Regions from separate parts of the Homo sapiens genome. Here region 1 is linked to region 2. A link is a loop called in an ENCODE intact Hi-C map of the cell type or tissue named here. Cell type or tissue: GM12878. All regions are shown on one strand. Links, peaks and the distances in the headings refer to the core of each region. The heading gives the core; the rest is flanking DNA. Region 1 overlaps LOC107984326 (a long non-coding RNA gene). Region 2 holds the start of LOC107984326 (a long non-coding RNA gene).

Region 1 (12,994 bases), core at 2,531-10,530, 120 kb before region 2:
AAATTTCCATTTACAAAATTCTTACAGCTCAATTTGTCTTCTGTTAGTTTTTCATTATTCCCATTTTTTAAGCACACACATACTCGTGACAAATTATCATTTTCTCTGATTCATGTATTCAATTAGTGTAGATATTAACTTGAGCTCACTGACCCATGGCAGTGAGTAAATGGGCACCTCCATCTGAAGTTACCTAAACTTTCCTGTATTAAATTAGCCTTTCACAAGCGTCAAATGGCTAGCATGGGGGATGACTTCTTAACATTTCTATTTGTGTGATATAGAAGTCTGAGACCTGCTGGTTCCTTTAAGCTCATAAACTTGCTAGAATGAGCTAAATCACAAGTGACAGTTGAAGAGAGTAGGATGCAGCATCAACATCAGAACTGAAATGATGAAGACAAGAGTGGAACAAGACCAAGGGCCTAAGGAACCTGGAATGGATATTTAAGAGCTAGAAAACACTGGGGACAATGCATGCTATGCCCTCGTTTTTCAAAAGGGAAAATAATAAAGCTGAGAAAGTTCAAGTGAATTGCCCAGATGGCTCAGTCCACTTGTGGCAGAGCTGAGACACAAATTTTTTGGCATCCAGCACTGGGTCTCTCCTCTGCTCCACCTACACGAAAATCATAATGGAACATCAGGACATTTGCTAGAATTGGAAACATTTCAAGGCACATCTGGGCAGGAAGTTATCACAAATATAAACATAGTTTTTCACTTACATTTATGACTCACCAATGAAATGATAGATTATTTTAAAGCTATCAAGGGAAGCCCCATGAAGGTTTATGTGGGGGTGGGAGAAATCAATCATCCTCCCCTGTCAAAGAGGCCATTGGGAGGCCTGCTCCCCTCTGGGTCTTTAGAGAACATGTCCTTATATCTTATGAAGCTGAAATTAATTCTATTATGCCCCATCACTTCACTCAAGTTTATTTCTTTTCAATTTCACAGCTAGTTGTGTCATTTTTGTTTATTTGTTGCCTTCTTTATTGTTTATTTCCCCTCACCCTCAGATTAAGAGGTCGAAAAGGGCAGAAAATGTGTTTTATTCATCCTCCTATTCTTAGCACACAGTAAACAGAAAAAAAATAGCTGTTGAAGGAATGAATGAATGACAAGTGAATGAACATACTGGACATATGATGACAATTAGCTACTTTTGTTCTGTCAATTTTTTTATCTTTATTGACAAAAATTGTATAAATTTACAATGTACAACATGATGTTTTGATATATGCATACACTGTGGAATGGCAAAATCAAGCTAATTAAAATGTCCATTACTTCTCATCGTTATTTTGTGGTAAAAACCTTTAAAATCTACTCTTAGCATACATACAATACATTGTCATTAACTATAGTTACCATGCTGTGCAACAGATCTGAATGTATTGCTTTTGCCTAACTACTTGATACTATGTTTCCTTTTCTAATCATCAAGTACCTTTTCTTCTTTTCTTCCCGCCCCTGTTCCCCATTCTCCCCATCATTATCATCCTGTTTCATCATTAATTTTTAAATAGGGAAACAGAGATACACAATGGTCATGTTTCTATCCAGCACTGCACAGCAAATTAAGGAGAACTAGAAGAAAACGGTGAAATTTATAAGCTTCTATCTCTTTCCACTGGAGCACACTACCTTACACACTCTTTGAGTTCTCTTCCTCCTTATACATAACACGTGTCTAGATGGTATTTCTTTATATAAATAGGTACAAATGCTCATTTCCACAATGTAGAAATAAGAGCATTTCCAAAAACGTGTTTGCTCTGTGAGCCATTGAGTGTCATAAGCTTCTCTAGAAAAAAAAAAATTGAGAAAGGCCATCAATAAGTTTGAGAAATGCTACCTACTTTATGTCCCCGTTGGACACTCACAATGTAGTTTAGAACCCTGAATACTGTGTCATGAAACTAATTTCATTTTGTTAGATACAATCTTCCAAATTTCTTTGATCAAAGGAACCTTATTTTGAACCTAACACCCACTCGTATACCTTGTAAGTAATGTTCACAAGCATAATTTGGAAAAGCTAAGATAGATAACAATGTGGACTCACTGCTGGAGGTGTGACTCACATAAATACTAAGGTTGCACTAATCAGGAGTTTCAACCTCGTGAACAAATGTACCTGTCCCTTTTAGGCACGAAGCCTCTCACTATCAATCTAATTTCAAAGACAAGTCTTGAAAAATCCATAGCCAAGTAGATTGCCATCTTGAAGTTCAGACAACTTATAGGATCTTGCATCTTATAAGAAGTGAAACTTTTTAAATAAAATTTCTCCATCTCCAAACCACTGGTTCCCTTTCTTAGAACTGAAACCCAAGTGATTCTCCTTATGATTCACAATTGTAGCATCTCAATCTCTACTCCTCAGTCTACTACCTCTGTGTAGGACCTTGGGCAAGTTAATCACTCTGTGCCTTCTCCTCATCTGTAACATCAGTTGTGCAAGAGCTATATTAGTTTTACGTGCAAACAGTTTATGATAATATTTGACATATTTATCTCTCAATAAAATAGCTATCATTTTTGCAGTTATTATCATCATCTTCACTATGCTGAATCTCCTTGGATGATTAGTTTCTCATTTATTATTTCAATATTCTATTAGCTATCTAAGCAAAAGTTGAGTTATTACCATTCCCATTTTTAAGACTGGATTTTAGAAACAAGGGTAAAATGAAAGAAATGTTGAACTTACATATACATTATTATTTAACAAACAATCAGGAAACTAATTAATAAGAAAAGAGCCAAATGAGCAATTGTTTAAAATGACTATAGAAGTCTAATTAATAAATTAATAAACTAATTTACTTCCTGTTTTTTCAACTGCCAACTTCAACCCATAAGTAAATAAACTTTCATCCTCATTATCAGCGTAAACATTTAAAAAGAGAATAATTATGACAACAAGATGGTCCTGATCATTAATTTTGCTTAAATTAATCAAGCATCATATGTCTGCAACTCTTCAGAAATAGCAGAGACGAAAAAAATTTAAGAATCTATGACATAAAATTCAATAACAATTACACTAATCCAGCGCACTCCTGAGAGTGCTGCCTCTGAGAACACACTCCTGCATGTATTTTACATTTATATTTATCACCCACTACAAATCAGGACCAAGCTAAGCATGCAGGAAGACCACAATCCGTCACCCTCATGAACCTCAGAGTCTAGTCATGGATAAAGTCAATTAGGACAAGATAGCTCAACAAGGGCAATGAGTACCATAGGGGCATAGCAGTCATACTGAAATACATCTTTTTTTCTGACCATTCAGTTAGTAAGAATAATTGCTCTATCTCTAAGGGCCATAGAAAGCAAATACAAAATGTTTTTGAGAGAAGAAGAATTAGATTTGCATGTCTTTAGAATGGTATAGCACTCTTAACTCAGCTTCATCCTCCCATCCAATCCTCACTGGTGTGGGGCAGGGAGCTCACTCAGCTCCAGAGGACTGATGTCCACATTTTATCTTCTCCTCCACTGAATATTCCACAGGATGTGCTGATCCCCAGTAATAGGTTTTCCAAGGAAGCATGAAAATAATAAAGTCTGATACATGTCTCATTTCATATAATGCAAGGCTTCAATGATGAAGGCTGCATAAGTTATACCTCCTCAAGGAGAAGCAAGTGACAACTCACAAATTTTAAGACCTGAAAGAATAGTAGAATAAGGCAATGATGACCTTATCTTCCAGACCAAATATCAGGACACAAAATCTAACAAAGAACTTTTTTCCACTTCTGGAAATTAGGCTGTCTGAGAGATATAGTTTAAATGCCAAAATATTGGCAGTTCTGGGACATTGATAGTATATGGAGACAACGGGACAGAATAGTTGAAATCAAGACTGTCCTAGAAAACCAAGAAATATCAATCCAGAAGAACTTGCACAAAAGACAAAGTCTTAAGACCTGTGAAGGCTAAAAACAGAGGGCAGGTGGGTAGATAGAGCAGGTTCAAAATGTTCAAGGAGACAGCCAATAAATATTTGAATCTTGAATGTCTTTAAGTACAAAATGAAAGATAGAAAAAAAAGAATTTCTTTACAATACTCTTAACCCAACTCAATTGATTCATTTTATCTCTCCGGTGGGGGGGGGGGTGTCTGTGTGTCTGTGTGTGTGTGTGTGTGTGTGTGTGTGTGTCTGTGTCTGTGTGTGTGTGAGAGAGAGAGAAAGGGAATATCTCAAGGTAAAGAAATCAATATATCCCCATGATCAACTATCTAAATGGAAATGAATCCACATTCATGTTTCCTTTTAGGTTCTTTTAGTTAACAAGCATCAGAGACCCTCTCAAGTTAACTTAAAAATGGAGGGTGTTTATTTATTGGAAGATAAATATATATGGATTATTAGGACTCTTTTTCCACTTCAGCTTCAATGATGGCAGAAACTGACTTAAACTAACAGATTTTCCAAGTTTCAAACTTAAATTCTCAGGAGAGTTATCTGATCTCCCCTCTTGTTTTTTCACACCAGCTCATACCACAGGTGGCTGGCCCAACTATGTGTTCTCACCCACCCCTGGTCTTGGAAATCATGTCTTGAGCAGGACTCTAGGCTGACTGATTTTACTAAGAGGGGACTGTAAAAGTATCTAGCATTGTTCCTAAGGGAAACTTATAGATACTTAAACTTCAAGGAGAATTTTGCAGCTCTTATTTCATTCCAAGTACACATAGCTATTCAAGATGTGCCTATAGGTGTCTGCATAGAGAACCATTTATTCAGAGTGTCACTGAAAAGATAGTAGCTGGTTATACTGCCTTCCATCCTCATGGTGGGTGCTGAACTATCTTCTCTGTGCCTGCAGTAGATGAGCTGTTGTACCTCCTTTCTTATTCCCTTTTAGATCACCAAGAGATGCTACCAGTATCAGAAATGGTGGGTGCCCTCCCAATGGCATCTCAGCCCCTTTCAATTGCACACAATTCGCATACTTTCCAATGGCACCCTATATCATCTTCTGGTTGTGGAGCCATGCTCAACCCCACATGGTAATATAGGTCAAAAGTTTCAGGGAGGTAATGCTGACAGAATTGACCCCACCAATGAAAGATGGAAAATGGTACATAGATATTTCAATTTCTTCATCTCATTGGAAGGACAATTCTGGAGTATATTTTACAATAATTTTTCAGGGATCCACAGTGTGATAAAGTTTCAACTGCCCATGGTGGTGATATGTTCATTAATTCATCCTTTATTAGCTTTTTCCCTTCCTTATTGCCTTTCTTCACTTCTGCCACAGGCTCCCAAACATCTCCCAAAGAAAGTATTTACACCCAAATCCTTGTCTCTGGGTTAGCTTTTATGAAAACAAACCAAAGGTAATACTCAAGGGAACATTTCATCCAATATCCCCCAATCTGCTTCACCAACCCACCTCTACTCCAGCAGCAACTACTCTTGCTCCTACATCTTGCTTTGATCCAAGCTCCAAAACTCATACCAAACCTATCTCTTCATCATTCTCCCAGAACCATTCCCTCTCCCCAAACCGTGCATTCCCTAACTTGGGTTATCCGAGTGGCATCCATTCTCACGTAGTCTTAAAATGTCGAAGTCGGCCAAATGCGGTGGCTCATGCCTATAGTCTCAGCACTTTGGGAGGCCAAGACAGGTGGATCACGAGGTCAGGAGTTCAAGACCAGCCTGGCCAAGATGGTGAAACCGCGACTCTACTAAAACTACAAAAATTAGCCAGGCGTGGTGGCAGGCGCCTGTAATCCCAGCTACTCAGGAGGCTGAGGCAGGAGAATTGCTTGAACCTGGAGGGCAGAGGTTGCAGTGAGCTGAGATCGCACCACTGCACTCCAGCCTGGGCGACAGAGTGAGACTCCGTCTCAAAAAAAAAAAAAAAAGTCTAAGCCTTCCTCTGAACGGATGCAGTTGGCCTCCATATTCTACTCCCAGAAGCTTGCTAGTTTCCACTGCCTGGTGTTTCTTTCTATAAGCTCTCCCTCAATGTGTAATGATGTCTATGATCCTAATTTATGTCAACTCTATACTGAGGACACATGGAAGAACTCTCGCTTAGCCCCTAACACCCACTGCCAGCACCCTTGACCCTGGACCTTCTCTTACTGTAGAAATTTTAAAAGGCAGGCACTTACTTGCATTTTCAACCTTCCTTACAGTTAAGGGTTCCATGGAGCTCAGTGCCTGCCAATAGACATAAGGAGATTTCTGAGATAGCTTTTCCCTCCCTGATAAAGAGAGGAAAATGACCCTCAGTAAGACCTCTGTCTCTTTCTCTTTCTCTCTCTCTCTTTTCTATATTTTCCTACCTTATCCTCTGGACATAATTGCATAAAGAAGAGGGTTTTGGGGCTGCAGAAGAAATCTGGTAAGCATGAGAAATATGACAAGCCAGGAGAATTATAGAGATGCCAACCCAACGAAACACCTTAACATCACAGAGCTAAGAAATGAACACTAACACTGCCTCCCTCCAGGCTTCTTCTTGTTTAAACAAGAACCCTTTGGTTTTTTAACCATTTTGAGGGGGTGGGGGGTTTAGTTTTTTAACCGTTTGGGTTAAGTCACTTTTTCTTTTACTTGCAGCCAAAATTATTCCCAACAGACACAGGGTAAAACATTGCAGAATGTGTGTTAGATTCTCCCTTAAGGAACAACTGTTTATTAATGATCTATTCATTGAAAATGGTGGTAAGAATACAGAATATGTATAAAGCAAAATTCCTTCACAGGATTGGAGGAAAATGAGAAGTTGTGATAAGGAGGCTGCCACAAGGGGGCACCCCCTGAAGCACCAGGACTGCTGCAGAAACTCCCGGAAGGGACAAGCTGCTGTGGACAGTGGTGGGAGGGACAGGCTTCCTGAGACAGCCTCATGGCCACATAAGATTTTAATACAGTAGATGGAGAAGACAGGGACGGGAATTCCAAGCAAAGGAATGTGTGAGATACAGTTCTTGGTATGATTTTATCGAACATACTGGGAAAAGCAAGTCAACCAATGTGGCTGCAAAAAGGGTTTGGTGTCCTGGGTATCATTGGGTCTTGGACACTGTTCTTTTGATTGCAAAACCCATAGTTGTTAATATATGCCAAGAAGGAAAGAGAGGGCCATTGTCTCAGAAGCCAGACATCACAGGCATGACAAATATAAGGAAATAATAATAATAGCCATTTGTTGAATACTGGAAGTGGTCATGATTATAAACATACTGTGCAAATCATTCCACATAATCCTCAATACAATCTTACAGATAAAGATAACATCTCCTGTTACTGCGGATAAGAAAACTAAAGTTCAAAATTTTTTTTTAAAAGATCACACCATTAGTAAGGGACAGAATCAGATTTCAAACTCAGGTCTCTCTGATTCTGATGCTTAGTGGAGAATGGATGAGCTGCCCTGCCTGTGGGCCTCTCTGACCCTCTGTGTTTCCCTCTATCACAGCACCCATTGCACTGACTGCAGACCTATCACCTCCCCTAGAATTCAGACGAACTGAGGTCAGCAAATATGACTCATTCACCCTGTGCCTCCCATCTCAACCCTAGTGCCTAGCAGCTTTCACAACCCATTGCCTCATTCATAAATGTTTACTGAATGAATGAAAGTCTTTACTCTCAAGTGTTGGTTGAGCTGATAGATCAAGAGAATCTTTATGTTTAAGTCATAACATCCAAGCAGGAGGCATGTGAAACTAAAGGCTGGATGGCTGGTTTGGACCAACTCACCCACAAAAGCTTCTTTATCGCCACACAGACTCTACTCTTGCCACCTAATCAATCCGAGACTGGAAATGAGTCAGGAAATAGGGATTTTACACAAGTGGCAGACAATAGGGTGCATCAGCACTAGCAGGACTCATCCCAGAGCACTGTGTGCCGCTGCTGAATCCACAAGGGAGCAACCAAGAAGATGAGAAGGGAAAGAGGGAACTCAAGGGAATCAGTGGGGAGATGGTCATGATTGAAGAGCTGCTCTTCATCGCCAGAGGCCAGCCTCAAAGACAGACTGCTTAAACTGTAGCGAGTAGGTTGAAGTCAGAGGAAAGATATTTTTGTCACAATACTCACCCAATGGAAACTCATACCATCCAGATTGGTATTCAGCAGTTCTACGCACCAGACAACAAGGATGCAAAGGCAGAGAAGACATGCCCTCTGTACTCCTGTGGCCCAGTCTCATCAGGCAGACCACCAAACCAACAACTATGATTCAGGGGATGGCTGATTTACTAAAGGCATGCTACAGGGGTTCCAAGAATGGGCAGCTCATCTAAAGCTATTTTCTGCCAAGCTTTACTGAGCACTTCCTCTATACCAAGTACTGAGCTAGGCACAGGGGTACAAAAAGAAAATGAGTTACATTCCCACCATCTAAAACTTCCTAGCCAGGTGAGGTGGCTCACTCCTGTAATCCCAGCACTTTGGGAGGCCGAGGCCGGCAGATCACCTGAGGTCAGGAGTTCGAGACCAGCCTGGCCAACATGGAGAAACTCCGTCTCTACTAAAAATATAAAAATTAGCGAGACGTGGTGGTGGGTGCCTGTAATCCCAGCTACTCGGAAGGCTGAGGCACAGAGAATTGCTTGAACCCAGGAGGCAGAGGGTGCAGTGAGCGTGAGCCAAAATTGCACCACTGCACTCCAGCCTGGGCAACAGAGTGAGACTCCATCTCAAAAAAAAAAAAAAAAAAAAAAAAAACACTTTCCTAATGGAGGAGGCTGATACATAAAGTACTATTTCCATATAATGAGGTATATGTGTGCTGGTGCTTAGTAACAGAGAATAGGCTCAATAAGCTCAATGCAAACCTATAGGTATCAGCCACATATGGAATTATAAATATTCTACTAGCCTTGTTAAGAAAGAGAAAAAGAAACAAACGAAATTAATTTCAATATTATTTTTTAAATTAATATCTAACATAGTATCATTTCTACATGAAAAGATTTTTAAAAATTAATAGTGCTTCAGCTTTTAAATTTAAACTAAAAGTGAATGCAATTTTAAAATCAGCTCCTTCATGTACAAGCCACATTTCAAGTACTCAACAGTCACATGTGACTAGTGGCTACCATATAGACAGGGTGGATCTAGAGGAAATGACACTTGAGTTGGGTTTCTAAGAAGGACCAAGAGTTATCAATGCAATGAAGGGTGGGAATGGCATTCCAAGCAGAAGGATCAGTGTAGGGGGAGACAAAGATTAAGAGTTAATAGAAAAATGAATGCGGTAAAAGAAGAGGCTGGAGATACAGGCACGGATAAGATGAGCTAAACAGTGCTTTGTATGCTGAGTTAAGGAGTTAGAATTGATTCTGTGGTGGTTATGGGGAGAGGTATTAGTTTTCTAGGTCTGCCATAACAAATCACCACAAACTTGATGGCTTAAAACAATAGAAATTTATTCTCTCACAGTTCTGGAGGCCAGAAGTCAAAAATCCAATAGTTGGCAAGGCCATGTTCCCTCTGAAGTCTCCAGGGGAGATTCCTTCCTTGCTTTTTCCAGCTTCTGGTGGCTCCCAGTGTTCCTTGACCTCTGGCAGCATCATTCCAATTGCTGTTCACCTTCATGTGATCTGTGTCTCTGAGCCTTATCTCCCTTCTCTGTCTTCTTATAAGGACACTGGACATTGGATTTAGAGACCACCCTAAATCCAGGATGATTTAATCTCAAGATCCTTAATTACTCTGCAAGGACCCTATTTTCAAATAATGTCACATTCACAGGTATCAGGCATTTGAAGTTGGATAACTTTTTTTGGTGGTGGGGACAATCCAACCCACCACAGGAGGGCTATTAGCAAGGGAGAGAGGCAATCAGATTTGTCTTGTAGAAATATAAGAATAATGAATTAATTTTATAAGGCACATAACTCAGGGTTTATGGTAAAACTTTGTATTTAGTCCTCACTTTAAATATATATATATATATATATATATATATATATAGTCAGCATTCAGATGCATAAACTGAGGCTGAAGATCAGGCTGGTAAATATCTGAGGCAGTCTTGGGACTAGGCCCTCCTGAGTCCAAAGTTCACACTCTGGACCATTAGCTCTGTGCCACTTCTGTCTGAATTCTCCCTGTTATCTAGCCCATAAGGGAGCTGCCTCTTCCATCTCCATAACACTCATACATATCATGGATTGACTGTTATTTTGCAAACACCTTGCAGAGTTATAAAGTGAGAATTAAATTAAACGGCAGATGAGAAGTAGTCCTGGCCTTCAAGTACTTGCTTTGGTCTAGTGGGGGAAACAAACTGTAAACGAATATACCCCACATAATGTCATCATACTACAAAGCTCAGACACACTTAACATGGGAGAGTCTTCACAGAAGAAATCATCTGTGCCCAGAAACACACATCCATTTTGATATTTTCTCAAATTATACCTAATAACTTTGTCAACATGGATAAAAACGTAATTGAGAATAATTAAAATAGAAGTGACCTCTCCTTTAGCTAGTGATTGGGATTGTCTTGTCCAGGTCTACCTTCATGAGAGTGGGGTCATCTTCTCCAGTTCTGCCTGCTTGGGCCATGATTAGAGTGTTATTGGTTTACTTACACAGGGTAGATACTCCAACAAGAGAAAAAAAAATTAGTCAGTTCCTTTCTGACATCCAAAATTCTAAGTAACTTTGGGAAGAGGCAACCAAGAGTTCCATATGGACCAGATGTGAAACTCCCTAACAGCAAAATCACTTTTAAAGATTGAGTGAGGAGATCACGAAACACACTATAAAGACATAGATCATCGAGAGGTAATTTGACATACAGAAAAGAGCCCAGTCTTTGAAGTCAGCTCTACGGGAGGTTGCATCCTTTGACCTTAGGCAAATAACTTAACTTCCATCACTCATCCAACAAAAAATTATTAATGATTCACTATACACGAGGTACTCTTTTAGGAGAGCTTGGGATACTTGTGAATGAAACCGGCAAGGAAAAAAAAATTCCTACTCTCATGCAGCTTACATTTGGAAGGAGGGAAGGGGAATGAAGGAATAAATAATAAATTATATATCATTTTATATTAAAATTAAAACCACAATGAGATACCACCTTACTCCTGCAAGAATGGCCATAATTAAATAATAATAATAATAGATGTTGGCATGGATGTAGTGAAAAGGGAACACTTTTACACTGCTAGTGGGAATGTAAACTAGTACAACCACTATGAAAAAAAGTATGGAGATTCCTTACAGAACTAAAAGTAGAACTACCATTTGATACAGCAATCCCACTCCTAAGTATCTACCCAAAGGAAAAGAAGCCTTTATATGAAAAAAGACACTTGCAGTGCAATTTGCAATTGCAAAAATATGGAACAGCCTAAATGCCCATCAACCAACAAGTGGATAAAGAAAATGTGGTATATACATACTATGAGAAACTACTCAGCCATAAAAAGGAATAAAATAATTTCATTTACAACAACCTGGATGGAGTTAGAGACCATTATTCTAAATGAAGTAATTCAGGAATGGAAACCAAATATCGTATATTCTCACTTATAAGTGGGAGCGAAGCTATGAGGACGCAAAGGCAAAAGAATAATATAGTGGACTTTGGGGACTTGGGGAGGGTGGGAGGAGCGTGAGGGATAAAAGACTACACATTGGGAACAGTGTACACTGCTCGGGTGATGGGTGCACCAAAATCTCAGAAATCACCACTAAAGAACTTACCCCTTTAACCAAAAACCACCTGTTCCCCCAAAAACTATTGAAATAAAAAATAGAAAAAAATAACAACACGGAAATAAAAATATAGTAGTCAGAGTGGGCCTTATTGAGGAGGTGACATTTAAGCTAAGACCTGAAGGAGATAAAGAAGTGAGCCATGCAGTTATCCAGAGATGGCATTATATGCAGAAGGAACAGCCAGCGCAAAACCCTAAGGTGCATTTCTAGCAGCAAGGAGGCTGACGTAGCTAAAGTGGAGTGAAAGGAAAAAGATGAAAATAAGTTAAATAAGGAAAAGAGGCCATATCGTGTAGGGCCTTGTAGGCCATTGTGGGGACAATAAAGAACACTTCTAAGGTCTTGTGTGGAGAAATGGCATGATATGACTTATGTCAAACAGGTTAATCTGACTATGAGAATCAACCACACGAAAAAAAATGGAAACAGGGAAACCAGTTAAACTCCATTGTATCAGTCAGTGACACAGGATGGTGGCTAAGATCATAGTGAAGGTAGTAGAAGGCATGTTGAAAAACAACCCGATCCTTAGTATACTTTGAGGGTATTATAACTAGATTTTCTGACAGATTAAATAATGGGTGAGAGAAAAAGAGTGGAGTTCAAGATCACTCCAATGTCTTTTGATGGAACAGCAGGAAAAACAAAGTTGCCTTCCACTGAGATGAGGAAGGCTGAGAAAAGCAAGCTTGAAAGGGAAGATAGCAGTGTAATTTTGCACAGACTGAGCTTGGTACGTCTACTAGAGGCCAGCAGCTGAAGCTCAAGAGAGAAGTCTGCACTGGAGATAAACATTTATTAAACACTGACATACACCTCGTATTATGGATGATGAGGCTGGATAAGGCTACCAATGGAGTGAGAGTACAGAAAGAAAGAAAACAAAAGAGGACCAATCCTTAAGACATTCCAATCTTTATAGGCCTGAGAGAAGAGGCAAGACCAGCAAAGGAGACTGAGTTGGAGCAATCTGTGAAGCAGGAGATAATCTAGCCAGCCTCTGGGAGACAGGTGAAGAAAAGTGTGCCAAGGAGGGGGAAATCAACTGAATCTAATGCTGCTGATAAGTCAGTGAGATGAGGGCTGCAAATTGATCTTTGGGTTTAAAATGGAAGTCATTGATAACTTTGACAAGAAGTTAAATTGAGTTTAAGAGAGAATTAGAGAAGAGGTATTGGAGACAAAGAAAAATTTTGATTTGACATTCAAGGAAACTGAGAAACTGGGTAACAGCTGGAAAGAACAGTGGGATT
Region 2 (12,994 bases), core at 2,780-10,779:
CATCTGCCTCCTCATTGGTCTTCCAGCTCTTGATTGGCCTCACTTTAATCCACCTTTGACACTTCCATAATCTTTCTAAAACTCAAAATCTAATCATGTCACTCTTCTACACCAGACCCTTAATGCAATGTCCTAAATGCATACTGCCATCCCTGTCCTTCACACATACCTGGGTGAAAACCCATCATACTCATTTGCACTTATTTATTTACTTATCATTGCCATCCCCCCCCCCAATAGATTATGAGCTTCTGGAGATGAAGGATTCTGTCTATTCATCTTTGTATTCCCACTATCCAGGAGAATAGAAATTATAGTTCAATGGTAAGTGGCATGGTTCCAAATCAAATTATCAAAATATCATAGGAGTTCAGAGGTGAGAAAACAATCTAGAACACTTAATACAAGTCCTTTATTTACATGCATTTCTCTCTGAGAAAAATACCCTCAATATCTTCTGTTCACTGTCTTACAAGTTTTTTCTACTTTTTGTGCCATAACTCCCACCCATCCCTGTCTACAGCCATCTATACAATTGGTCATGCCAATTATACTAAGTATCTCCTAAAGCTGTCCTTTACCTTCTAGACTCACTACAATTATCTCAGTTTGGGTCCCCTTACTCTCACCTGGACATTGACATCAGCCTCCCTTTTTGGTCACATGACAAATTCTTTCTCCAATCCACTCACCCAACTCTTTCTAAAATAAAAATTTTTTTTTTCCAAGACAGAGTCTTGCTCTGTCACCCAGGCTGGAGCACAGTGGCGTGATGTTGGCTCACTGCAACCTCCACCTCCCAGGCTTAAGTGATTATCTTGCCTTAGCCTCCGGAGTAGCTGGGATTACAGGCGCCCGCTACCACGCCCAGCTAATTTTTGTATTTTTAGTAGAGACGGGGTTTCACCATGTTGGCCAGGCTGGTCTCCAATTCCTGACCCTGTGATCTACCCGCCTCAGCCTCTCAAAGTGCTGGGATTACAGGCGTGAGCCACCACGGCCGGCTCTAAAAATTTAATTAGATCACAAACCACACTCTCTTCCAGAAAAAATATTCGAAGGATCCCTATTGCCCAACAGGTATATTTTTTAAATTCTCACATGTCCCAGGAGCCCCCTTTGGCCTCTACCTCCTTTACAGTCTCATCTCCTACCACTCCACTTACCCATCAGCCTGCACTCTAGCCACGGAAAACCACAGGCCATTGGTATACTGGTCCAGGGTTTCTGTGCAGTGAGTCATTTCTTGTAAGTGAAACATCTCCATCATCCACCCCTTAACCAGTTAACCTGGTTAACTTCTACCCATTTTTCAAGACCCAACTCAAAAGACAATTCCTTCAGAAACCTTCTATGATTCCCTTCTGAAATGATCAATTACACCTTCTCTATTCACTTAACACAATATACATGACAAAGTACTCTAAATATTTGCCAGTCTATTTCTCACTTTACTGTAATATCCTTGAGGTCAGGGAACATTTCTTATGAATCTTAGCATTTCTTCAGCATGAAACCCGGTATCCAGAATAGAGTATGAGCTATAATAAATATCTGATGAGTGAGGGAGGGAGGGAGGGAGGGAGAAGGTGCTATTCTTTATATACAAAGGTGATACCACTACTATCCCATCAATAGATTATACCTTTGTATATGTTTTCCAACATTGGGAGGGTTTACATGGATACATTGCCATTCCATCATCCTTTTTACCCTGGGATCAATGATTCCAGCATGGCTGAAGGCATTAAACAGACTCTGTGCAGGGACAAAACCAACTGGCTGTACCCAAATGGAAATCCTGACCTTGACCTCCTCATCAGTATCACTCACTCCCCAGCTGATCCTTGGCCTTACCATAAGGTCAGCGTGCAGCATAGCTTGGCGTAGCTTGGGACTGAGAAATGTAAGAGCAATCTTCTTCAACCTTCAGCGAGACTGAGAGCACATGTGCAACATGTCAATGGATGAAGTTTTCCTTCCTGCCTTCCTCTAATACAGCAAAGCAAACATGGTGATGGAATAAAGTTGAAACTAACAACTTGAGTGGTTGATTAAGCTCCTCAGCATCACTCCTCTGCTAATCAACTACAAAAGCCTTCAATATACACACCAAAGTCAGAGAGATTTTGTCACTTAATTACTATAAAATAACCCCACAGGTTAATGCATGCTTTAATCTCGAAGTAGTGGCAGTAACCATTTTGTTATTTATATCAATTGCATAGTTAGAATCAAATGCAGAGATTTCAGGCCCCTTAATGTGAGATAACATCTGATTTAATAGGACAGAAATAGCATATCCTTCCATCCACCCCCAATACCTCTCCCTCAAAATTTGACCTACCATTTTACCATGGTCTGAAATTCTAGAACCAGAAATGTACTCCTTTGATCTTTTTTTCTGTTAAAATGCAAATAACATATAGGATGGATCATATATTAAACCATGGTTAACGCGTATGCCTTACATTTGGCAAATTTAGCCATTTTTCCAGGGCCCTGATGTTTACAGGGAATTGAAAGACTACTGGAGGCAATAACCTGAGTGGTTGAGGCACGTGCACTGTCAAGGGTAGAAATAAAAGGGGCAAAAGAGGAATGAGGGTCTGAGAAAGGAAACCTCACCTGTTTTATATCTGTACTTCCTGCTTGACTTTGATAAAATTGCGGAAAATTGCATGGATCTAAGAGGTCAAGGAGTCTTTATCTAGCATCCTATTTTGCAGGATTGAGTTACTGAAATTTTCTTCCTCTGCATCACTAGCATCCCAAGAATGAAGCAGCATGAATTCCAACTCAGCGTTTCACTTTATACAGTGTGCATATTTCTGACAAGTTAGGGGTAAATAATTTTTATAAATCAAATCATAACATAGGTTTGCCAAGTGAGAATTGGTGAGGAGATCCTCTTGAATAGTAAAAATGTCTTGACTCTTTTGTATAAATGCATGCAATTATAAATCAGGCTTGCTTGCCAAGAGGCACACCTACATTGTATGTTCTCTGTTTCTTTCTCTCTCTCTCTCTCTTTCTCTGAACGTTTAGAACTCTATAACACTACTGATTTAATTTAGAAAATGCCTGCTCAGGTGAGCAAGATTCTGCAGGAACATCCTGATGATATCATTAAGCCTACATGAGATACACAGGGTAAACATTATCATCCCCAAACTGGTAAGAGATTTGTTTGTCTGATAAGTTAGTAGAGGAACAAGAAATCAATCTCCTTTCATGGAAAATAGAAGAGACCCCAGGAACTAGAAAAGAGAGTTGGCTTTTAGAGTGAGAACAACTGATAAAAATATATTTGAACAAAAGCCTCAGTTTCACCAATATTGTTAAAAGAAAGTTAAGAATAATGACGGTATGATCATTGTGTTATATGAAGTTAGCCACTCAAGTTGCTTTCAACATGGATTAACAATCTAATGGGTGTTGTGACTAGAAAACTATGTCTTGTATCTCATCAACTTAACTTGGCTTGCACAAAATAATGGTTAAGAATATTTTCTCTGAAAAAAAAAAAAAAAAAAACATGGCTTTTTTAGGTGGTGTCTGGGGACCAAGTGAATCATATCCCCAAAGAACTTGGAAACAAGGAGCCCCACTGACAGATAAGTCAACACTGAACAGGAGGAAACAGAAAGCCTACTGGATTCTTTACTGAAACATAATCAGTGATTTGGGGACCTCACCCTGACCCAAAAGGAACATTTTTCAAAACTATTTGCATCCTTTTGCTCTAAATCCTTAACAATCTACTGATTAATAATGTAGCTCAAGTCCTGCAAAAGGAGCCATCCAGGCACAGAGAGAAGTCATCCCTCACTGTAAATAATCACATTGGCATTCCAGTTTATTCATCAGTCTCATGTGGACTGCTTTAGTGAGTATCCATCACCTTAAACCTGATCAATTGTGAGTATGCTGATAAGGCCCAATATCTGTACCACATGAACAGTGGTACATTCACAAAACTGCTGCTGTGTGATACGTGTAAGCTGTTCTATGGCTTTATCCTTTCCTTGGACATTGATCTTTCCCCAAACTTTTCACCACTGTTTAAAATTTGATTTCCTTTAATGGTATTACTTAAAAAGCAGTATCTATAAGATACCAAATGAGCTACAGGATCTATTTTACCTGGTCAGTGAAAACTCAGTTGAAATTATTTAGCATCACTGGCAGAGATGCAAGCTTAGACTTGACTACGATCTTTAATAACACCTGAGGTTAAATATTTTTAGTGCAACAGACCCCTTTCAGAATCTGATGAAAGCTATAGATCCACTCGACATAAAACTGCACAATCAAAAGATTTGGCATTTTGAACGGTCCATGGATCCCATCTACAGACTGCTATATAAGAAGTCTGATCTTATGCAAATCCCTCATGTTGTAATAGGGAAACTGAGGCTCAGTAAAGCGAAATGACTAACCCAAGGTTGCACAACTCGGGTTTAATGCCTTCCCAAGAACAATGGGTTTAGGTGAAATATCAAATACCTTTCAATGGCAGAAAGAGAATTAGGCCTTTAACATCTCCAAACCAAGTTATATGACCAATCACTTTTTCACTATATAACAAATCATACTGACATCAAGTAGACACTTCCCATAATGTGAAAGCCAGCTGGTCAATTCTGCTTGGGTACCAGCTTCCCCTGGGACATGAAAAGGGATCCAGAAGGATCTCATCACACAGCTGACCCCCATTCTCTAAGCCAAACTGCATTTTGCCATTCAACTCTTGGCTCTTTATTTTTGTCTTTAAAAGTGGGAAAGCAAAATTGACCAACCCAATCTGGAAAAAATTCCAGGCGTTATCAGTGCTTCCTCCTGCAGCCTGGAATATATTAGGCAAACTTCAGGTTTGTCCAGTGATTTCAAACAATTATAAGAAGAAACTCACAATTGGCTAAAAATAGCCAATTTATGCAAACAGGCTAAGCTGGTTAAGGAAAACAGACAATCTAAAGGATCTAGGAAGGTTTTTTCGTAAAGCAATTTCTCTGTGAAACATTAACCAACATTTCTATGGTGTTCTGTATTTTATGAAGTGATTTCAGATGCATGCATATATCAATCTAGCAAAGAAAAGGAAAGAAGCAACAAATCCTTTGTGTGGTGCCCTTATATCAAATATTTCACTTCTAAAACAACTCAGAAGTACTATTCTTACCCATAAGGAATCAGACTCAGAGTGGCTAAGTAATTTGAACAAAGTCATATAGTAATTAGCAAAGCCAGGACTCAAATCCTGATATCTGAGTACAATCCTATTTTCTAGACAACAGATGGAGATTATGGGAAGTTAAGTCATTGGCCTCACATATCTAGCAACTAAGTTATAGGGCCTATATTTGAATTCACATCTCTAGATCCTAAAGCAAGCATTCATTCTATTGAGTCAGTATTTCTCAACATTCTCTGCAAAGCACCTAAATGAAAATCACCCAGTTACCTGTCCTTTAGAGAAAACAGGTCCAGCATCAGGGTTCTAAAAGCATGACTTCTAGACCAGCTGCATCCCCATTACCTGTGAACTTGTCAGAAACACAAATCCCCGGGCCCTACCCTAGACCTATAGAATCAGAAACTCTAGAGGTGAAGTCCAGTAATCTGTAGTTTGATATGTCATCCAAGTGATCCTGATGCCTGCTAAAATTTGAGAACCACTGATCTAGCAGCATCCTTTCCCTTAATCTCCTCCATGAAAGCAACTCATTCACACCTGAACCTTTTCTAGGGCAAACAATTATAACACTTGTAACCTCACCTTAATAACCATCGAAAGGTACTCAGTATTTGATCTATGCCCGTAATACTCGGGAAGGCACCAAATCCCTTGGTGTTTGATCACACCACCAAAATTTCATTTTAGTCTCTTTCTCAAACACAATTAAAAAACAGAGGACTCAAGGGTCTGCTGAAAGAATTAAACCTGAACATGTCCTCAGAAATTGACTTCTAAAGAAACGAAAAAGATTCCAACAATATCATTTGCATAAGAGCATTTCACGACTCTGAACAGAGTTTTTTCATGCAGAAACTTACATTAGAAAATGGAGTTTCCTCCAAGAGAATCCACCAGGGTGTGTTGTAAGGCTTTGTTTTAGAGCTGAGCTTGGCAACATGACGTTGGTGTGTGGGCTTTTCTCAGTTTCCTTATTTCTTGGTGGGTGGTTTGTTTTATGACACTAAATGTTCTTCTCAAGCAGGTGTTGGCTAGATGGAATAAAACTAATTAGTCTGATGTTGGGGAAAACCGGGTCTAGAAGACTGAAATTCAGACTGTGTTTGTGTTATTTGCTTGAATTACATGAGTGTTCTAACAAGGGGTGAAAATGTATTACTTTTCCTGGAGTATGCTACATTTTATCAAGGAAAACACAATCAGTAGTACCAAATACAAGTATAATGTTAGCTGGTTAAACCAACAAGATCCTGCATCTCCCAATTTATTGCTTAGCGATTGAATTCACCTGGAGTCAGGACAGCCATGGGTAAAGGTCTTGCAAGGAATGATGCAACATTGCCATCTTGTGGTTTCCAGCTGAAAATGGCTGAGGCAGAAATAATATCCACCCCCATTAAAACAGGCTTCTCTAAGTGTTTGACCTTTGCATTTTCAGCTGAGAATTCAGCTGGTAGGGAAGAGACAAGGCCTATTTCCAGATGGACACAAGACACAGTAGTAACTGGGTAATCGGGTTTACCCTCCTGAGCTCCCATTGTCCCCTCTTGTTCGATTCATTGAGTTCTCTCCCCACTCTGCTCGTCTTGTTATTAATAGTAGCTGCTGTATGACTCCAGCTGAATCAGCCTCTGCCATTCCTGAATCTCAGCTGACAGCCATTTAAGTGTGGCTCAGCAATCTAAATCACAGGTTCTATTCCCTTTCTGATTCTCCAAGTTTCAGAGCCCACGCCCAACCATTAGGAACCAAATCTTATCCTGGAAAAGAACAGAAACTCAGAAACTCTAACAGTGATCACTCCAGCAGTTCACCTGCCTGATCTTCAACATTTTTTACTTGTTTATTAATCATGTAGGAGTTATGATTAGTGTAAATATCAAGGAGTCTGACAATCCATCGATACCTTTAGGGAAAGAATTTTCGAAATGAATCAAAGACATATCAGTAAACTTATGTATCTGCAAAAAACAATCTCCCCCAAATTTGCATTAGTTTACTTTCTAGATTCCAATAGCATATGCTCACTTATAATCAGTCAGTGAAAAACTTGACCACGTACAATGTACCAAGCATTGGGCCATGTGTTTTGGATAAGTAATAAAACAGACCTGGCCCCAGCAAACATGTTGCTGGCCATCTAAGAGGGAGGACATATTTCATTTTTAAAAATCTATCATGGATATCAGTTTTTACCAAGGAGGAGAAGTACAAAGTACAATTGTGGAATCCCTTTGTGAGATCTTCTCACCTTTCCCATGAGGCAGCAGGGTGGTATTACACAAAGAGCATGGGTCTCAGATCTAGGTTTGTATTCCAACCCTCACACTCATCAGCTGGTAATGTGGACAGGTCAGTTTAACTCTTGGAGCCTCAGTTTTCTTATAACCAGAATCAATACATATTTCTCTACTTTATGAGAATAGCAAGAGGATTAAATGTGGTATTGCATGAAAAGATGTTCAAGTTCCTGGCACAGAATAAATGGTAGCAACTTTCCCTCTCATTTCAACCAGGATGCTTCTGATAAGTCACTTAGTAACTTCTTCACAACTTCACCTTAGAGCTGGTGTGTGGTACTTAAAGACTGAAGAGTGAATTTATTATCCCCCCCCCAAAAAATCTGATTACTCTATTTTTTAAGGGTTATCCCCATTTATTAATGACCCTACTGCATGACAGGGCCTGGCCAGGTCCTCTATATCTATGCTATTTCTAATTCTCGAAACTTTAAATACTACATTTCAAAGCTAAACACACATACAATTAATATCTGGAAAGTCTCATTATCTGCAGTGGGAGATGAAGTCTCCTTCTTTCTCCTAGTATGAATGACAGCTTTGGTGTTTCCTAATTAAGAAGTTAAATTCAAAATGTCTTTTATCCTCATCCCTAGAGGCAAGCTGGCACTTAATGTAAAATGAAACATTTGGGATGACCATTTGAAGGCACAGTAGGAGATTTAAAAGAATATGTATATCTGTTTGCTTGAATCTGCTTGCTAGCAGCTCTGGTCAAACTCATGCTAATTCTCTCATGCTCACTCTCAGCTCTTCTGAATCGGCCAGGAAAGATCTTTTTTTCCATATTTCCTCCACCTTGGGAGGCACTGCTTCCTGCTGATGCCTTTATAAACTGGAGTCTAACTTTGGAGTTTACAGAGAAGGCTAGGAAATGTTCATTTCTAAAAGAATTTTAAGAAACATGAAAAAACCCACACACTGTAGCAGGATCAATATTCACTTATACTGCACTCCGAAGTACAAAAATAAATAGCCTTTTTATTCTTCTGTAATTGATCTGGTCTTCTTCACAGGCTTTCACCCAGTTGATGGCAACAGAAATAGATATTTGTCTGACCTAGTAATTTAGACTTCCTGGGCATCATCACATCTCTGCTTGAATGACCTGGGTAAATGCTCAGGGTTTTAGAGACTGAGCTCCCTTCCCTTGCTCCTCCTACGATGCATCTTGGATATGGGAGAAAGGATGTGGCTCATGCAACCTTGAGGAGGCAGAAGGGAGGGAGCCGGCTGGAGTCCTAGAGAGGTAGGTTGGTATCTGCTGCAGAGGGCCTAGGCTGGGCTGGCCCCTGGAGACTACTGAGGCATGACCTTGTGCCCTGGGCATTCTGCTGGGGCCTCTCTGTAAAGTCTATGGCTGTTATACCTCAGGATGCCAGACTCAGCTCTTGCTTGCAGGGTGGACACACCCAAGGCCTGGCCAGGAAGCCCTGCCCTGCTGTCCTCAGCAATGTGGCTCCTTTGTCCATGAAAGCAACCCCTTCCTGCCATATTCCCCAGTCAGGGTCTACAGAATTCAGCAGCTAGCCCTAGGGCATGAGGAACATTCAGTCATTTGAAAGTTAAGAGAGATTCAGGAAAGCCAAACCCAGGTTCTCCTCAGCCTAACCAGGCTATGCTGACAAGCGTCCTTTAATGAAGCTGCCCACAGAATGCTACAGGGGCAACCTGTGAAACAAATCCACTCCTAGAATAACAAGCACGCTGGTGGTACACACACACACATGCATGCACTTCCCATCTTCTGGGTTCAGGCCCAGGAAAAAAAAAATCAAAACCTGTGTGTTCACCCCTTCCTCATTCCCTGCGCCCCCTCTTTTGACAATGCCATGTAAGAATAGGTAGACTTGAGTTTTTGCTTCTTCTGACAATTGTTCTCCTTTGGGGCATTAAATCCTGTGCCCTGCCTGCTGTCAGGCAAGGGGAGTAGCCTCTACACTTGGAAAATCTTAACGCTTTAATCACCTGCGGCCTACTTCTTGATCTGGTAAAAACAAACAAACAAAAAGCCAGGGGAAGGAGTAAAAGGAGTTTAAAGCATCTAAAATTTTGTTTTACTGCAGAACCAAAAAATACTACTTTAAATATCAAAATTGGAATACTAACTTTTTGTATCCCTCTTGTAACCATTCTAAGAGGTAGGAGGATGCTCCAGTAAACTACAGAGATTATGTGTAGGTAAGTGCAAAAGAAAAAGAAATCTCAAAAATACCATCCTATTGTACTCTATCACGGCTCGTCAGTTCAATTCTCCAGATCCTTACTGAGTATCCACTACATCTTCACCATTAGAGTACTACAGGCAGCACAGAGGATACGACATGGTTTGTGGCTTCGAGGAACCTCAATCTAACAGGAAGAAGGACTCTACTCTTGGATAATAAAGGGCAAGATCAGACTTGCACAAATGAGCGGCGAAGGCAATAAATGCTAGAGCTGGTAGTTCAAAAGGCACTCTGCAGACTTCTCATTCCTCTTCCTCCTCTGCTATTGTGAAGTTCTTTATTTTTATTTTTTAATCTCCCTGCTGCTTAAAGGGAAAGCACTGAAGCAAAGAGAAAGCAAGCCACCACTGCACGCCCATGGCTGCAGACAGCCCTTTTTCCAGGATCCAACAATTCCCTGAGGTATAAGCAGAGTGGATGAGGACACCTACAGGGTCTCAATTTTGCATATGCAATTTGTGCCCATAATTATTTTGATTGCTTCACGGGTCACATAAGGCTTTTCGAAGCAAACATCCACTAATTAAATATTATTATGCAAAATGTCTTGTTCTGTGCAGGCTTCTATATGTGAAGTACATGCTACCAAAAAATCTTATATCAAATCAAACATGTCTGCACTGGTTTCATTAAGACCCTTTAAGAGAGTGGTAGATGTAATTTAAGAAAGTCTATTTTGAGGCCGAAGTGGGCAGATCACGAGGTCAGGAGATCGAGACCATCCTGGCTAACACGGTGAAACCTCGTCTCTACTAAAAATACAAAAAAATTAGCTGGGCGCGGTGGCAGGTGCCTGTAGTCCCAGCTACTCGGGAGGCTGAGGCAGGAGAATGGCATGAACCCAGGAGGTGCAGCTTGCAGTGAACCCAGATAGCACCACTGCAGTCCGGACTGGGTGAAAGAGCGAGACTCCATCTCAAAAAAAAAAAAAAAGAAAAGAAAAGAAAGTCCATTTTGTATGTGTGCCACATTTTCTTTATCCAGTCTATCACTGATGGGCATTGGGTTGGTTCCAAGTCTTTGTAGCCATAAAAAAGAATGAGTTCATGTCCTTTGCAGGGGCATGGATGAAGCTGGAAGCCATCATTCTCAGCAAACTAAAACAGGAGCAGAAAACCAAACACCGCATGTTCTCACTCATAAGTGGGAGTTGAACAATGAGAACACATGGACACACGGAGGGGAACATCACACACCGGGGCCTGTCGGGGGGTGGGGGGCAAGGGGAGGGAGAGCATTAGGACAAATACCTAATGCATGCGATGCTTAAAACCTAGGTGGGTTGATGGGTGCAGCAAACCACCATGGCACATGTATACACATGTAACAAACCTGCATGTTCTACACATGTATCCCAGAACTTAAAGTAAAATAAAAAAATTAAAAAATAATTTAAAAAAAGAAAGAGTCCACTTACATAGAGACTTAGAGGATGCAGAACTAAATGTTTCCAATGTTATTCTGGATTGTGTGTTTTTCTTTGCTTTTAAAAAAAGATTAGCATCAACATTTAATAAGCCAAATAGAGCACGAAGTGTAACATCCAGAAGTCAAAATTTCCTATACTTAGTTTTCTGTAGGTATCTCATTTGAGAATCACTCAGATTTCTGCCAAAAGGAAAACACAAGAAGAGAGTCCAGGAGAACTGCTTGTGGACAGGGTCAGGCAGACAGATGGACAGACAGGAGGAAAGAGAGAAAGTCACCTGTCACTGACACGTTTTTCCGCCTCTGAAATCAGATCACAGATTCTCATTGTTTTCTTTAGTCTCCTGCTCCACGGCCTTCCTCAGTGAATGGATCTACATCTGCTCCATCAGACTGGCCTGAAAAGCCATGGCCTCCATGTGGGCCTTCCCTCTAGACCTGCACGATTAACTCACATGCTAAATCGTATTTCTCTCTTGTACAAACCTTCAGTACTTAATAGCATAGAGACAAAGATAATTCTCTTTCTCCTTGAAGGTTGGATCATTCGAGGCTATAAAACAAAATGATAGTAGATTAACAGGAGAAAAGGTATGCAAATTTATTATGTGTGCATGCACATGGAAGCCACATGAAATAGAAGACCCGAAGAAGGACTGACGACTGAAATTTTTATAACTGTACAAAAAACTAGAGGCTAGGGCTCCTGGGGGAAGGTGGTGACAGATTCTGGGGGGATAAGGGGAGGAAGCCATGGATAAGCACAACCTGTCTTATTATGCTGAATTATCTCAGGGAGCAGCCCTCAGAAAGAAGAGATGGGAGCTTGTGATTAAGTTCCTCTGCCAGACCTTCAAAAGTGACTGACCTTCAGTCTCCTTTGCCTGTGAGATCATCTTTCCTAGACCTAGAATAGGGGACCTCAGAGAAAACCTCTGCCAGCATCCCCTGTTTGCTTTACCAATGTGGATAGATGCAAATTTCCTCTATAAGATGATAGCTTTTCAGTGCTATTTCTGTGTCTGCAGTTTTTCTGAATAACCGGCTCAAAATATGCCAAAGAAGTGTATCTGGGGGCGGCATAGTCTGGTTTCCAACAGCATCTCCAGCCTGCCTTTCTGATTCTCGCTCTGTAATCCTCAACACACAGCCTCAGTGATTCTTCAAGCTCTCCACGGCCTTTAGTCACCTTCTGTTTCTCAAATTTCTTGAAAAGATCAGAGACGGATTTGTCCATGGAGTGCAAGTCTGTACCAAGTTGATATTTTTCTTTCAAAAGGCCCTCCAGGTATTGCCGGCCTCAGCTCTATCGAGCTCCTTCTGTTCCTGAGCCTCCCCAGTCATCTGGATTATGATCCCTTCAAACCCAACCGTGATTTTCCCCATCTCCAGACTTTTCACTGGGAGCCCCTCCTACTTGCTTTTCTATTCCAGGCTCTCCCTTTACGAGGCTTTAACCACAGCATCGGGTCCTCCTGGGTGTCCTGCAGACTTGTCCTTGTCGGGGCATCACAATGAGCAGAGATGAGCTCATGGCCCTCAACAGGTCAGGAATGGTCCCCCACAGGAACAATTAGGGCTAAGACATCAAATTCCACTGGCTTTGCTTTAGACAGACTTCCAGAGCAAGGCTGTGTGCATCACAAATGCTGTTAGTCTCATTAGCCATAGGACTCAGTTTCTTAGGGCTGTCTTCTAAGAAAGGGTCAAATTTAAGGGAGAAAAACTCTTTTCTCAGGACAGACTTCTTCAACAGAAAAGTTACAAAGTACTACAAATAATTTACCTCATTCCCTGTGCCTAGAATATCTGCTCAATCTCTGCAGCTCTCCTCTTTG

Evidence for each region. Hi-C counts contacts between places; a loop is a spot of excess contacts. Peaks named below come from ENCODE experiments on the same cell type or tissue, not always from the same donor. Only the 100,000 strongest peaks of a DNase experiment are listed, where the experiment ranks them.
Region 1: a loop joins it to region 2, with 5 times the contacts of the local background. A loop is called at or near these places in 4 of 110 quality-filtered maps.

The regions. Positions count from the first base shown.
Region 1 is chr11:36,812,397-36,825,390 of GRCh38, reverse strand. All of the region lies in intron 3 of LOC107984326 (a long non-coding RNA gene), which reads right to left. Among named protein-coding and RNA genes, the nearest start is that of RAG2, 220 kb to the right of the region's middle. In GM12878, for the core only: a CTCF peak has its summit at 6,783 (motif pointing right); no DNase peak of the experiment used is centred there.
Region 2 is chr11:36,696,355-36,709,348 of GRCh38, reverse strand. LOC107984326 (a long non-coding RNA gene) reads right to left here and starts at 6,424. Exons shown (of 4, transcript XR_001748187.1): 1 at 6,061-6,424. LOC105376631 (a long non-coding RNA gene) reads left to right here. Exons shown (of 3, transcript XR_931199.3): 3 at 241-300. It also overlaps the pseudogene LOC100422241. In GM12878, for the core only: a CTCF peak has its summit at 6,541 (motif pointing left); a DNase peak (open chromatin) is centred at 6,428.